2 separate regions of the Homo sapiens genome follow, and region 1 is linked to region 2. Evidence: read pairs that join two places in POLR2A ChIA-PET (ENCODE). Cell type or tissue: MCF 10A. All regions are shown on one strand.

What was found. ChIA-PET counts read pairs that join two places held together with the same protein. Peaks named below come from ENCODE experiments on the same cell type or tissue, not always from the same donor. Only the 100,000 strongest peaks of a DNase experiment are listed, where the experiment ranks them.
Region 1: POLR2A ChIA-PET joins it to region 2 with 10 read pairs; 2 of 35 experiments call an interaction of 5 or more read pairs at or near these places.

Annotation. Positions count from the first base shown.
Region 1 is chr1:193,102,413-193,110,412 of GRCh38, forward strand. GLRX2 (glutaredoxin 2) reads right to left here and starts at 3,002. Exons shown (of 4, transcript NM_197962.3): 1 at 2,852-3,002. The coding sequence starts at 2,970. LOC124904474 (a long non-coding RNA gene) reads right to left here. Exons shown (of 2, transcript XR_007066776.1): 2 at 6,668-8,000. RefSeq lists silencers at 2,791-2,890, 2,867-3,161, 2,941-3,180. In MCF 10A, no CTCF peak of the experiment used is centred here; DNase peaks (open chromatin) are centred at 2,339, 2,669 and 3,069.
Region 2 is chr1:192,903,729-192,911,728 of GRCh38, forward strand. No RefSeq gene overlaps it. Among named protein-coding and RNA genes, the nearest start is that of RGS2-AS1, 41 kb to the right of the region's middle. In MCF 10A, no CTCF peak of the experiment used is centred here; DNase peaks (open chromatin) are centred at 983, 4,013 and 4,333.

The DNA.
Region 1 (8,000 bases), 200 kb after region 2:
GTGATCTTGGCTCACTGCAATCTCCGCTTCCCAGGTTCAAACAATTCTCCTGCCTCAGACTCCCGAGTCACTGACACTACAGGTATGTACCACCACACCTGGCTAATTTTTTGTATTTTTAGTAGAGATGGGGTTTCACCATGTTGACCATGCTGGTCTCGAACTCCTGACCTCATATGATCAACCTACCTCGGCCTCCCAAAGTGCTGGGATTACAGGTGTAAGCCACCGCGCCTGGCCTGAAATACTAGTCTTATTTTAAGTGAATCCACTCTAATAGCTTTTTCCAGTACATCTTATCCTTGGATAATGAACATCTGCCCTACACAGTAGTCCCCCTTTATCCACGGTTTCAGTTATCCAAGGTCAGCTGTGGTCCAAAAACATTACATGGAAAATTTCAGAAGAAAATAGTTCGTAAGTTTTAAGTAGCATGATGAAATCTTGAGCCATCTAGCTTCCTCCTACCCAGGGTATGAATCCTCCCTTTGTCCAGCATATGGACTCTGTATAAGCTCCCCACGCTTTAGTCAACAGCTGTCTTGGTGACCAGATCGACTGTCACAGTGTGGTGATGCTTGTGTTCAAGTAACCCTTATTTTACTTAATAATGGCTCCAACAAGAGTGAAACTCCGTCTTAAATAATAATAATAATAATGGCTCCAAACCACTAGAGTAGTGATGCTGGCAATTCAGGTACGTCAAAGAGAAGCCCTAAAGTGCTTCCTTTAAGTGAAACGGTGAAAGTTCTCCACCTAATAGGAAAAAAAAAATCACACGCTGAGGTTGCTAAGGTCTATGGTAAGAACGGATCTTCTATCAGTGCAGTTGTAAAGAAGTAAAAAATTCATGGCAGTTTTGATGTCACACCTCAAACTGCAAGTTACAGCCACAAGGTATAAGTGCTTAGTTAAGCCAGAAAAGGTATTAAATTTGTGGAGACAAGAACAGAAAAAGTGTTCCAACTGACAGCAATGTGTTATGCCAAAAAGCACTGGGCCTATGAGAAGATTCAGCAAGGGATTCCTTGAAATGAGCATTTTGTTATTAAAGTGATTGTTCTTTTATTATTGTTGTTAATCTCTTACTCTGCCTAATTTATAAATTAAACTTTATCATAGGCAAGTATGTATAGGAAAATAGCATGTATAGGGTTCAGTACTATCCGAGGTTTTAGGCATCCACCGAGGGTCTTGGAACGTGTCCACCACGGATAAGGGGGAACGATTATGATATCAGCTCACCTAGAGTGAGGAAGCTACAGCAAACATCAGTTTGTTCAGTTATAACAAAGAAGAGTAAGAGACAGGAATTAAACATTATAACATTATAACCTACCCAATGTTTACAATCTATTATTCCTTGCTTCCTAATAGTATTAGCAAGGAACACTTTAAAACAAAAAAAAAAGTCCTGTGCGCTTAACTCAGGAAGGAGTTAAGGGTAGCGAGCTAGGGAGACTGCAGCCAACCTGAGAGGAGGGTGAAGCTTTAAGATAAAAGAAAGTTGAGTTCCTGAAGCCTAAACCAGAAAAGGTTAGGCAGCACTGGCCTAGCCCTAAGGAAGAGCATTGGTGGAATAAATCAGCAAGCTGTATTTGGTTTATCAACTAAGAAAGCAAGTCCTTTCATCTCAGGTCCAGCACTTAAACTGTCATACCCAAACCATCTACTACAGCATTTACTACTGAAGGAGCTCCAATAGAACACAAGAGAATGTTTTCTTGGGTAGTGAGAGGAGGTAGGAGGTGCATTCTGAAATATTACCCAAATAAAAGTTTCTGGAAGACACCCTTTCCCTTCAATTTCTAGTTGACCTTGGTAAAAACTGTCGCGAACTATGAATAGAAACATGCACGGAGGAAGTAAGTGCACAATAAACATTTCATTTCAACACAGATGAAGCACCTAGTCATGCCACATTTATGGAGCGCCTACTGTGTGCTAAGTAGGCAAAGTGCTATATTGACCCCAGGGATACGCAGAAAAAAACACGGCGGGGCCTCAAAGAGCTGTCAAACACTTAACAGCCTGTGATTAGCCCTTCAGGAGGGGTCTCTAGCTTGGTCTGGAAAGTTAAACTTGAGATTCCTAGAATCTTGCAAAACTGATAGAAGCTCCCAGATCAAGTAGATAGCGAGACAGACTCTCCGGCCAAGTGCGCAGTGGCAGGCGCGGAAGTGCGAGCCGGCAGGACCGCCAGGCACCAGCCGCGCGGGCGTGGGCAGCACAGCCGCAGTTCCCTTCCACTGCAGGTCCCGAAGCCGCTGATATTCCAAACGAGGAAGTGTAAGGAAAGCACTATCCTCGGTCTAGCCGCAGGCGGCATCACCATCAGTCAGCCTCTATCCTAAAAGCTCTGGCCATTCAGCGGGAATCATCGCCTTCACTTCCTGCAGTAGGGTGGCTAAGTTTAGCAAACAAGAATGCAGGACGCCCGGTCAAATTAGAATTGTAACCAAACACCAGAAAACTGTTCCGTTTTTCCTATGTCCACTGCAGTATTTGGGACACACTTGGACTAAGAATCATTCGCTCTTTCAGAGAAATTCCAATTGATTGCGGCGTCTTGTATTTTATGTAGCAATTCACAGAGGGATGGCCTAAGTGAACATGAGTGAAGTATTTTCAACGCGAGAGTCACAGGCTCCTGAAGTCAGCACAGCCGCGGAGGGCACCCTTCCCTGCCCATCCCTCGAGCGCCTCTGCGTGTTATGACTCAGAGCCCACGCGCTAGTACGCCTCGCCCACCCGGCGCCGGGGCAAAGGGGCACCTCCGCCCACCGCTTTCTCCAGACCCCCGCAAGGCCTGCGCACCACGCCGCGGCACTCCTGCCCGCTGACCCCGTACCCAGAGGCCGCAGCTGCCGCAGCTCCCGCAGCTCCCGCCGCCCTGTCAAGCCAGCCTGCCGAGCCGCTCCTGCTCCAAACCAGCCGCGTCCCCGCCAGCGCCGCGCGGCGCCAAATCATGGTCAGAGCCCGGATCTGCAGCGAGCTCTACTGCCGGACACCGCGGATCCCGGGAGCCCGCCTCCTCCGGCCCGGCCCCCGCCTTGCCCCGCCCCGTCCCGCCCCTCCGGACTGCCCGCGCCGCCGCCGGTCACCTCCTCGCAGCTGAGCGCGTCCTCCCAGGGCTGCCCGAGCGCTGGATTCCAGCGAGTGCCACCCACGTGTAAACATCCTTTAGAGGGGAGAAGCGGCTCACTTGCTTATCTCGAGGGTTCATCCGAGCCCCGCCTCTGGATTCTTTTAGGTTTAGGGACGCTCATAAAGGCTCCCAGGCACTTGGAAGCAGTGCATGAGGATGGTGGCAGACATGCTGGGGAAACGGAGGAGAAAAAACATGACCATCCAAAACAGAATCAAAGTGGTGCCTCAGATGTTTCCAACTACCTGTTACACAAGTTTTTGTGTGGATGAAATAAGAGCCTAAATATATCCTCTTATAATTAGGCAATTGGTCGAGACCCAATGTAAATTATGGGGATATTGGGGTTTACATCCATAATTAAAAGAAAAAATCCGGTGTTGAAGGTTTACTCCAAAGAAGACAAAGATTATTTCCCACCACCTGCCAAAAAAAAAAAATTAGGAAACAAAACAAAAGAAATTAGCACAGAGATGTTTCACCATGGCTTTGGAAATGGGCGATTGCTGTTGACAGGATTATTTAAGCCACTCAGTGGTGGTAATAATAGCCTTTGTGCGTCACTATTTAAGGTTGGGGGTAAGCCTTTATTTACTGAGGACACTGAAATTCATCTTAAAGTCAAAGGTCAAATGGTACATCTAAAATTCTAAACAATTATTACAACAATCCAGAGCTTTTTTGATTCTTCATGTTCAACTAAGTGTAAAATTCATGTTACCAAAGTACAAAATAAGAACTTGTATTTCTGACAGTTCTTTTCCAACATTCAAATGGGCTATGTTTGATTACTTAATAAAAGGATGGAAGTTAGTTGCAAAAATAAATACCCCCAAAGGGTAGGAATTCATTCTTTTTAAAGACAAATTTGACTTTGAAAATTAAGGCATGTGGCCAGGCGCGATGGCCTGTCCTGTAATGTGGCCATTACAGGACTGCCCGCTGACCCCGTACCCAGAGGCCGCAGCTGCCGCAGCTCCCGCAGTGGCCAGTCCTGTAATCCCAGCACTTTAGGAAGCCGAGGCGGGCGGGTCACCTGAGGTTGGGGGTTCAAGACCAGCCCCTCCAATATTGGTGAAACGCCGTCTCTACTAAAAATACAAAATTAGCCGGGCGTGGTGGCGCATGCCCGTAATCCCAGCTACTCGGGAGGCTGAGGCAGGAGAATCGCTTGAATCCATGAGGCAGAGTTTGCAGTGAGCCAAGATCACACGATTGCACTCCAGCCTGGGCAACAAGAGCAAAACTCCGTCTCATAAAAAAATAAATAAATAAAATAAAATAAAAATTAAGGTATGTTATCTATCTATAGTGTTGTGGGCTTTTTAATTTTTTTATAAAACTATTTTGGAAATTTATGGTGTTATGTTAGTTTTGAAGTCAAATTTTACCTCATCTCAAATTGTTTTATGAAATAAAGATCATTATGAGGTGAACCGATCATGTTACAATTTAATTTTAATACAGCATAGATGGACTATTATCAAGCACAGAATTCACTGGACAGATTTTTTTAAGGATTTCAGAATGTAAAGTACTTCAGAAGAAAGTGTTATGCCTGAATTCAGCATAATATATTAATAAATATATTGATAATTTTCAACTTCTTTGTGCTTCGTGGGGTAGCTACAGAAGTGATTATTATTTTTGGTCATAGTTGTGATGACTGCAATAGCAAGTTAAGAAATATGTCAGCAGACAGTAGAACGGTGGTTGCCAGGGCCTGGGAGAAGGTGGAAATGGGGAGATGTTGGTCAAAGGGTACAGAGTTTCAATTATGCGAGATAGGTAAGTTCTAGAGAGCTAAAGTACAGCAATGTGACTATAGTTAGGAAAATCGCAATGTATGCTTGAAATTTGCTAAGAGGGTAGATCTTGTGTTCTCACACTTGCACACAAGAAAGAAAATGGGGCCAGGTGCGGTGGCTCACGCCTGTAATCCCAGCACTTTGGGAAGCTGAGATGGGTGGATCAACTGAGGTCAGGAGTTCAAGACCAGCCTGGCCAATATGATGAAACCCCATCTCAACTGAAAATACAAAAATTAGCCGAGCATGGTAGCACGCGCCTGTAATCCCAGCTACTCGGGAGGCTGAGGCAGGAGAATCGCTTGAACCTGGGAGGCAGAGGTTGCAGTGAGTTGAGATTGCGTCACTGCACTCCAACTTGAGCGACAGAGTAAGACTGTCTGGAAAAAAAAAGAAAGAAAGAAAAAGAGAGAAGAAAATAAAGGGAATAGAAAAAAATGGTAAATATGAAAGGTGGTGGCTATGTTAATTAGCTTGATTGTGATAGTTATTATACAGTGTATCAGGCTTTGGAATGAATGTTTGTCCCCTCTGACACTTATGTTGAAACTGTCCAATGTGGCAGTGCTGACAGGTGGGGCCTTTGAGAGATGATTGGGCATGAGAGCTGGAACATGAATGAATGGATTAATGGGTGATCATGGGAGTAGAACTGGCAGCTTTATAAAACAGAGTTCTCTGCTGCCTTGTCCCATGATGTCCTACATGGCTTGGGGAATCTGCAGAGTTCCCACCAGCAAGAAGGTCATTACCAGATGTGACCTCTTGACCTTGCACTTCTCAGCATTCAATACTGTAAGAACAATTTATATACAAATTACTCAGCTTCAGATATTCTGTTATAAGCAACAGAAAATGGACTAAGACATATACATGTATCAAAATATCAAGTTGTACATTTTAAAAGTAAAGTGACAGACCAGGCATGGTGGCTCACGCCTGTAATCCCAGCACTTTGGGAGCCTGAGGCAGGTGGATCACAAGGTCAGGAGTTCGAGACCAGCCTGGCCAATATGGTGAAACCCCGTCTCTACTAAAAATACAAAAAAAAATTAGCTGGGTGTGGTGGCGCATGCCTGTACTCCCAGCTACTCTGGTGGCTGAGGCAGGAGAATTGCTTGAACCCGGGAGGCAGAGGTTGCAGTGAGCTAAGATGGCTCCACTGCATTACATCCTGGGTGACAGAGTGAGACTCCATCTCAAAAAAAAAAAAAAGTTGTTGGCATGAAGACGTGAAGGCAGGCCAACTGGAAGGGAAGCATCCTATATGACTGGTTTGGGGAGCATATTTGGAAAGCTGGTAGTCATTAACCAAGTTCTAATTGTTCTGGTCTGTTTGCTCGAAGTCAGAGTTTTATTGTCATGTGTGTTCTGCCCATTATCCATTTATATATTCAGTCCCTCACCATTAAATAATGGGATTCCATAGTTAACCTCTTGTTCCTGAATTCTATAAATTTTATGTGCCCACTATGTGCCAAGCACTGTAGTGAACAGCACAGAAATGACACTAGCATTCATGAAAACCTAGGATAATACATAAGAGGAAGGCCTAAATTGAATTTGATATTTTGGAAGGAATGGCAGAGGAAGAAACTTGTAACCTAAGGTTTTAACAAGAGTAAGAGTTAGGCAGACAAGGTGGGGGCAGAGGGAGAAGGGAAGGGGAAGAGCTCTCCAGGTGGTAAGGAAGAAGACAAAAGCTATTACATGCTTTCCATGCAGAAATTTTTTATTTAATCTGATTTGAAATTAGCCATGTTCGCAATTTTAATTTGTTGGTTTAAAAAAGCAAGCATGACTTGTCTGTGTTTCCATATTTAAAAATCCGTGTTGAAAGAGCAAATAAACCAACAAATCTAGTTCTGTCATATGCCTTACTTTTACTGCCCTCTACTTTCTTTTCTTGGTTTCGCAAAGGCTATTTATTAGATATTCTTTGAAGTTTTTATTGAATTGGGCTTGCTGCTTCTTTTTATTGGAAATTCAACATGTTATTCTTCTGCTGTACCAGTAGCCAACCAGACTGAGATCAGACCATCATCCCCCAGCCCCAACAGATCCCCATATTATTGGAGCACCTTAGAACAATTATCAATACAGGTACAATTTATCCTAGGAGATGACTGTTGAGTCAAGCTCAACTCAATTCTGAAAAAAAAAAAAAAAAAAAAAAAAAAAAAGCCCAATATCTTTAATGATTACTTTTATGTGTCAACTTGACTAGACAATGGATGCCCAAGTATTTGGCCACTAGGTGTTTCTGTGAGGATGTTTTGGAAAGAAATTAACATTTAAATTTGAAGACCGAGTAAAGCAGATTGCCCTCCATAATGTGGGTAGGCTTTATCAAATCAGTTGGAAGTCTGAATAGGACAAAATGATGACCCTCCTCCAGCCAGGAAAGAGTTCTGCTAGATGTCCTTGGAACTGAACATTAGCTCTTCCTGCCTGATGGCCTTCAAACTGGATAATTGGATCTCCTTGGTTCTGCAGAAGCTTTCTGGCCTTTGGACTCCAACTAGGACATTGGTTCAGCATATATTAAACTTGCCAGCCTCCATAATCATGTGAGTGAATTCCTTTCAATTAATCTCTTTATATATATTCTATTTCTCTGGAGAACCCTGACCAATACAATATTCAATTGTTATTTTATCCAAGATAGAAAAAATTGTTCCATTTCTTTTTTTAAAATTACTTTTATCCTTAGAGTTCCCAAGACATAAAGTTTCGATTCGGTAAGTCTCTAAGTCCTTTTCTCTGTAACATTCCCACACAAGGCTATACTTAACATTAATGGTAATGAGATTTAATCACAAGTCTCCAGTTCTAGTGTTACCAAAGCTCCACTATATGGTCCAAACACTGAACAAAGACCTATCAAGCTGATTGCTATTATATAAAGCACAAATCTGATAAGGGATCTGATATGGGCATAGTCAGGACTGCAGTAGTGAAAGAAGTCAGTTCCACTCCCGCTACTTATAGACAAAGTGAAGAGCAGCCTCTGCCATTCAGGATCTGGATTGGCACTAACAGCT
Region 2 (8,000 bases):
TTCACTCATGGAGATGCTGTTGACAAAAACCCATGCTTCCCATACTACTTGGTGAAATGCTTAGGAAATTGAAAGTAGAATTCAAAGATGCTTCTCTACTTAAATTGTGAATGTGTTTTTACCGTGTTAGTTCAGGTCTACCATTACTTGATAGTGAGTACGTCTTGCACTTTTCAATTTGATATTAACATGAAAATAAAAAGTCCATCTCAATTCAACAAACTAAATAGTCAATTTGGGCACTGAGGAATAAGCAATAGATACTTCAAGTCTCCTTGATAACGCATTAGTCTTTTTCAGACTCAGAACTGAAGATTGAACAGCAAATGGCACATGGACCTTGTATTTATGTAGCATTTTACAGTTTAAAAATAAAGCTTTATTATTCAGTGACTTTGGATGAATAACTTTCTATAAGATGAGGTGAAAAAAGCAGGATACAAAGTTGTATATTTATATTTTGGTGTTAAGAAAAAGAAAAAAATTGTTAGTGGTAATCTCGAAGTAGTGGAATAATACATTGCTTTTATTTTGTTCTTTATGCTTTTTGGTATCTTAAAAATTTCTACGGTGAATATGTACTATTTTACAAATTAAAAAACAATTTTAAAATGCCTTAACGTATTTCAGTAAGTGCTCAGTTATTCTGTAAGTGTAAATATCCTCATTGTACAAATGCAAAACTGTTTGAGAAGTAGAGATAGTGACTTACTCCAAAGTTTGAATACTCTTTATTACATTTGCCAACTTTTCACTGAATCCTGCCATCAGCCCCACACTGACATGCCAAGGAAATGAAGTGTGGTTATAAAAAAGTCTAAAGAAACAGAAGTGGGGGCGTATGTGTGTTTTGTTCATGATTTTGACAAATTGTAAGTGAGTCAGCGATGCATGCCCATCACAACCTTTTTGAGAAGATCAGTCATGTGAGGCATAAACTGTCGTACAGATCAGAACGCTCCCAATAGTTTGGTTTTGGTGATAATAACTGCAACCACTTGCTCAAAGTTAAAGGAAAGCAAAAGGAACACACGTCACTGGCTGCTAGCTTACCGACAGCAGCCTACTGTGATTCATTATTCTGGCAAACATATTAGAGATAGGAATGTTTTATTTAAAAGTTTTGTACAGTTTAGCAATGTTCAGCGGTTGTGTTTCACAGGACTTCACCAGGGATACATCATGTAGGTTTTACAAATGTATCCAAATCAATCATGAATGATTCTCTTAATTTAAGCATATAATATAAAATAATAAACTTCCTTATTTTGTTGTTATATTAAATCTGGGAGCTACAAGTGGAAAATATGAACATTAGCATGTTTATTTAATTGATTCAACTATTAAAATATCATAGTCCACTAATTGCAAAGCATTTCTAAGTACAAATACAATTCTGAAAGCAAATAATAAAATTCTTTCACACTATACTCCACATGGATTGAAAAAAATATATTATGCAATAGCTACTGGCTTTGAGGAAGGACAGTCTCTTTTTTTTTTTATTCTCTCCTCTCTTTGTCTCTTTCTGAGAAAAACATGAGTACATAATGACCTCAAAGCTTTGATCACTATGAAGTTTGGTAACTATGTTAACCTGTTCTGACTAAAATTTCCTGTATCAAATTTTTATAAAAGAATGTGTGTGTATGAGTGTATTGAGGGTCTGTTATGTCAATTTCATGTGAATCTTACTTTTTTTTACATTGCTGACCAGAAAGAAAATATTAATCCCAAAAACCTATCAAACATTTTAATTAAAATTGCCAAATATTACTAATCTTGTTCAGTCAGGCATTACCCACATAAGGTACTGTAATACTAATTCAAGGTACTTGATGCTACTTTGTGACTATTTTATTAGTATAATTAATTGTATATACAGTAATTGCTTGTTCTTACTATAAAAATAATCCATGCTTCTAAGAAATTCAAACAAGGCAGGACATAAAGTAGAAATTTAAAGTCCCATCCTGCCCAATTACACTTGCCATGGGTAAGAGTTTTATGCTCATCTTATATAGCAAACTTTCTGAGAGCACAGAGACAAATTTAGTCAAAGCTGGAGTTCTTTTTTTTTGAGACAGAATTTCACTCTTGTTGCCCAGGCTGGAGTGCAATGGTGAGACCTTGGCTCACCGCAACCTCCACCTCCCAGGTTCAAGCAATTCTCCTGCCTCGGCCTCCCAAGTAGCTGGGATTACAGGCATGTGCCACCACACCCGGCTAATTTTGTATTTTTAGAAGAGACGGGGTTTCTCCATGTTCAGCCTGATGGGTTCAGGCTGGTCTCGAACTCCCGACCTCAGGTGATCCGCCCACCTCAGCCTCCCAAAGTGCTAGGATTACAGGAGTGAGCCACCGTACCCGGCCATAGCCGGAGTTCTTACTGCTGCCTCTACTTCTGACTCAGCAAGTGACCCTGAGCATGTAAAGAACAGAACATTTGTTCGTCATAGTAATTCATTCATTCATTGTTTATTCATTCATTCAACAACTATCTATCTCCAAACTATCTACTGTTGCTGCAGTTTTATCCTTGGAGATTCATTTGGGAGCATATAAGTAATTTTGCTCTAGAAAATAATTTTTTAAATAATAACATCAGCAAAAACATTTATTTGATAATTACTACATACCCAGCACGAGGTTAAGCACTTTTCATTGGGTATTTTATTTAATAGTCACACCAACCCTATGGGATAGGGACTATTATTATGCCTATATTCTAACTGAGGAAATGGGGACCTATAGAGGTGGACTGACTTGCTCAAACCAAAGTCACTCTGCTAGTAAATCCAGTGTAACAACCCAGAGCCACCTCACTCCAAAGCCTGTCCTCCCAGCCACAGAGCTATATTGCTCCTCAATGTAAGTTTCCAGTGGATAGAGAATGAAGTATTATCAATTATTAATACGTGGTCACACAAGCCACATTTCAAGTGCTCAGTAGCCACTTGTGGCTGGTGAGTACCTTATTACACAGCCCGATATAGAACATTTCCATCATCTTAGAAATTTCTATTGGGCAACACTGGTCTAGATAAAAACCCACCGAGTAAGACAACATTGGGTTTACGTAGGTAATTAACCTGATGAAAGGAGAGAAATAGTGAAAGTAGACAATTTAAGAATAAGAAAAGGGATTTAACCATCTGTATTTATCGGAGAAGAAGAGTTCAGGAAATACTAAGTGAGTAAGAGACAGTAACTATGTAATATTATTGAATTGTTATTGAGAGAAAATTATTTGTAGCTGTGAATATGTTATTAGTTGTTATATATATAGAAGTTGGAAGTTAGATGAAGTCAGTAATATAAGTGAAAAAAACAATTTTCCAACTCCAGAAACCACCCCAGTGCATTAAGGAGACAAGGAAGACTAAGTTGATAGTTAGAAGATGAGATCCAAAGGCTGAGAATCCGGGAAGGAAAGCTCTCAGAAGAGGCAAGATTAGGAGATATACCTAATGCTAAATGACGAGTTAATGGGTGCAGCACACCAGCATGGCACATGTATACATATGTAACTAACCTGCACATTGTGCACATGTACCCTAAAACTTGAAGTATAATAATAATAAAATTTAAAAAATTTTAAAAAGTAGATGAATTAAAGCAAGCCCAATGATGTGATAATGGGACAGAGAAATGAAAGAAGGAAATCTGCTGTAAGGAAGCTGTGGAAATGAATGAGATTGTATTTGTTAAGTGAGCTTCCAGTACAGCGAGCTGCTGGTTACTTGGTTTGTTTCATATGTTATGAATACTGCAAATATGTTATAAAAAGAATTGCGGAGTGTAAAATTTATCTTATTCATTTTTGCACAGTTGCTATAATGAAATATCTCAGATTAATAAAACAGTTTCTGCCATCTAGGAATGTAAAATCTAGAGTGAGACAGGCAACTACAAAGACTCTCTTTCACTCAGCTCCTCTTGTCAGACATGAAGCTGTATTCTTCACACAAATATGTGCCATACTCACACTATCTCTGCCCAGTAGGCACAGAAACTCCCTGACTCACCAGTACGACATGTTCCTAGAGGCTGTTCTAAGTCCATTTATGCAAAAGTACAAAATGACTTTATTCAAGCTATCACTAACATCTTGCCACAAGTTACTTCTTTATTATTACTTAGATTTATTAACTTTCATAGGTGCTCATAAACAAATCTAGTATTAGAAACAGCATCAAGTGGAAGCAGTTGAAAGTGTAATAGAGGAACTTCTCTATTGTTGACCTATTTTACCAATGAGAATGTTGAGACTCAGAGTTTCAGTTGCCTAAGGTCAGGTGATTAACAAGTACAGAAGCTAGGGTGAAGCCCTGGGTTTGTGTGCCTACAGAGTTCCTCATGTGAACTGCGTCATGCAGCCTCTTATCAATTGCATCACAAGACAGAATGGATGAAGGAGGCAGAATTGTTCAGTGGAAAGAGCAGAAGTTTTATCCTCTATTTTAGGATGGGTTCCCCTAGAAGCAGACCCTGAGGAAAGGATATGTTCATGGATTATTTGGAAAGTGATTCCAGGAAGCACTGCTGGATGAGCTGAAGAAGTAAGACAGAAAGAAGATACCCATACAAGGTGTGTTAATGCAAATGTTAATTCTGTAACTGGGAATAAATCCTACTGGGACTTCTGGGAAATTGTGGAGACCAGTCATCAGAACTGTCCACACAAAAGAGGAAGCTGAGACACTTACACTCCAACTCCTTCCTTTGTTGGCTGAGGTCTACTCTCAAGGCCATAGCTCCAATCTTTCCTGGACTGCTCCAGGCATGGGCCAAAAGAAAGGCCCAGGTAGAGAGTCTCAGGTGCTTGAAGTCAGAACCCTTTGAAACAGAAAGGCTGGTGTGAGAACAGTGAATGCCAAGAGGATATAGGCAGGGCATGGACAGCATCTCTACAACCTTGGGCAGACCTCGATAAGCTTGAATTACACCTCTGCTGATATATGCTTTATGACTGGGCAAACAAGGATCCCAACAACCCCTAAACATTGTAGTTGGTGGTTATAACTGCTATGTCTCTTCATCTAGAATGATTCTCCATCTCTTTTTTTCTGTAAAATTGACCTGTGGCAGAAATTAGAGCAATATTCTGACAGGAGGTCCCATTTCATATTTTGGTCTGATTGTTTCTTCTTCAAGTTGTATTTTAACATGACCTTCTATTCTCCATATTCCCTGCAAACTTGTTCTTGGATCTAAAGACCTGACCAGATCCAGGCTAACTATTTTGGCAAGAATCCTTCATAGGAGGTGCTCTGTGCCTCACATTACATCACATAAAGAGGCTCACCACTTCAGGCCGTTCCATTATTAGCTATGCTCAGATTCATCAGTGGGGTAAGGTGGTTACAGCCAGCTCTCTCTGAGACTCAGATTCTTTATTTGCAATAATGTAAAAAAATAACCATACTGCTGGATTCCTATGACAAATAGTATAATCAAAGCACCTAATGCAATTCCTGAATTCAGTAAGGGCTACATTAATGACAAGTATACCTCATCTGGAATAAGTCCAATGGGAGAAGAGAAGTAACTACATTTGAATGTACCTTTGACATAAGGACATAATTTTAAACTGAGTTTAAGAACAGATGAGGAAGAATTGCTTTCTGGTATGAGTTATAAAGGAGAATAAAAATACAAAGTATTAAGCCCAAATAATGGCATGGATTGGAAAAGTTATAAAAGTCAAAGTGGGAAAGTTGTGATAAGGAGAGATTGTTGGAGGATTAGATAGCATATTAAGCAGATGGGATTTTATTCTGCAGATGATGGTGAGGTAGGAGGTGGGGCTCAAACTCTGGACCACATTGAAGACTGAAACAGGCAAGAGGTGAAAGTACCTCTCCACAAGACACGCCCACCACTGCCATGTCAGTTTACCATTGCCATGGCAACACCCGAAATTACCACCCCTTTCTATGACAATGACCTGGATGTTTCCACCCTTTTTTTAAAAATGTCTGCATAATCTACCCCTAAGCATGTAATTAAAAGTAGGTATAAATATGACTGCAGAACTGTTCCTGAGCTGCACACTACTTATGGGGCAGCCCTGTTCTGCACGGAGCAGTACCTCTGCTGCTGCTATACACTGCCACTTCAATAAAAGTTGCTGTTTAACATCACCAGTTCACCCTTGAATACTTTCCTGGGTGAAGCCAAGAACCGTCCCAGATTAAGTCCCAGTTTGGGGGCTTGCCTGCCCTGCATCCATGGAAAGTCATCAAAGGTGGAATTTTGTTTTGTCTTAGAAATCATTTGACTGTTTTTGTTTTTGTTGTTGTTGTTGTTGTTGTTTTTAGGAATAAAGGTGCCAGAGCATACACACCATGGAATACTATGCAGCCATAAAAAAGGATGAGTTCATGTCCTTTGTAGGGACATGGATGAAGCTGGAAACCATCATTCTCGGCAAACTATCGCAAGGACAAAAAACCAAACACCGCATGTTCTCACTCAGAGGTGGGAATTGAACAATGAGAACACTTGGACACAGGAAGGGGAACATCACACACCGGGGCCTGTCACGGGGTGCGGGGAGGGGGGAGGGATAGCATTAGGACATATACCTGATGTAAATGACGAGTTAATGGGTGCAGCACACCAACATGGCACATGTATACATATGTAACAAACCTGCACATTGTGCACATGTACCCTAAAACTTAAAAAAAAAAAAAAAAGGTGCCAGAGATCTTTGTTTTCTCTTTAAGATCCTCTCTCACCTTTCTCTAACTGGTTTCCTGCCCACAAGAACCTGCTCTGTATGCACCCCATCAACAGGCTTTTCTGTTCTCTGGATTCTGTGTGGTTTTGACCACTGGGGAGCCCCAGCAGTGTTGGAGAAGGGAGAGTGAGGTAAGGGCACTTCCCCTACAGCCTGCCTTGCAGGGTTACTTCAAGATAGTTCTTTCTCCCTACCCAAGAAAACAGTTCTGAAGGTGTGTTCTTCATGGGACCCTCTCATTCCAGATTATAGTAATGAGTCTTTTTCTTTCAGGCCAAGGAGTTTCCCTGTAAGTAGCCTGGGGAACTCCAAAATCATAGCTTAGGACTTCCTTATACCCTGTACAATACCTTTGTGCATAGTCCTTTTATTAACCTCTCCTTGAATTATCTTCATTTGAGTTGCCATACATTTCCTGCTACATTTATTAATAGTACAAAAATGACCTCAGGAAACAGATGCTCAAAAGAAGATGCTGGAATCAATTTGCTTATTTATTGTAGGACTTAGAGAAATGAAAGTTCAGATTATCCTACCAGGAGAGAATCCCTGTCCAACCATAGTGCTGGCAAAGGGAAAGGAGAACATAGAGATAGGATGTATGGTAGAAAAAGGAATTCTGCTTACCAAATTATGCTCTGTGTCCAGCTACAGATTTGGGGATAGTATCAGCTACTGTTGGTGTTATTTGTTTTTCCTTTTTTCCTCTGCTACCTTACGTGGAGAACTCAGTGATCATTAATGTTTTCATTTCAGGCACAGCTGCTACTCAACTGATGTTACCCTGTTATGATTTGGTAGCTGATGGAACTTCATGTGTCCCCTGTGATGGAGACACAAACTTTTCCTGCAACGAAAAGTAGATGCTGAGGGGCCAGGAGTGATGGTACCAGACGTCTTGTTTACCCCTCTGGATCCCAGGATGCTGTTCAGTGTGGAATACATCCGTCGGCTCCTTTGCCTCCTAGTCTGCAGTTGAGTTCCTGTAGAGTCCCAGCAGGAGGTCTGAGGGAGTGATGAGAATGAGGTGAGGCCAATTACTCCCCCGCTCCCACCTGGAAGTTCCCTCTGGCAGGCTGCGTCCCACATTCAAGTTATACAGTTCCTATAACAGAGGGTCTCTCCACAAGACGCTCTCTTCTCAGGTTCTTTTTGAGAGGTGAAGCCAGCTGGGCTTCTGGGTCTGGTGGGGACTTGGAGAACTTTTCTGTCTAGCTAAAGGATTATAAATGCACCAATCAGCACTCTGTGT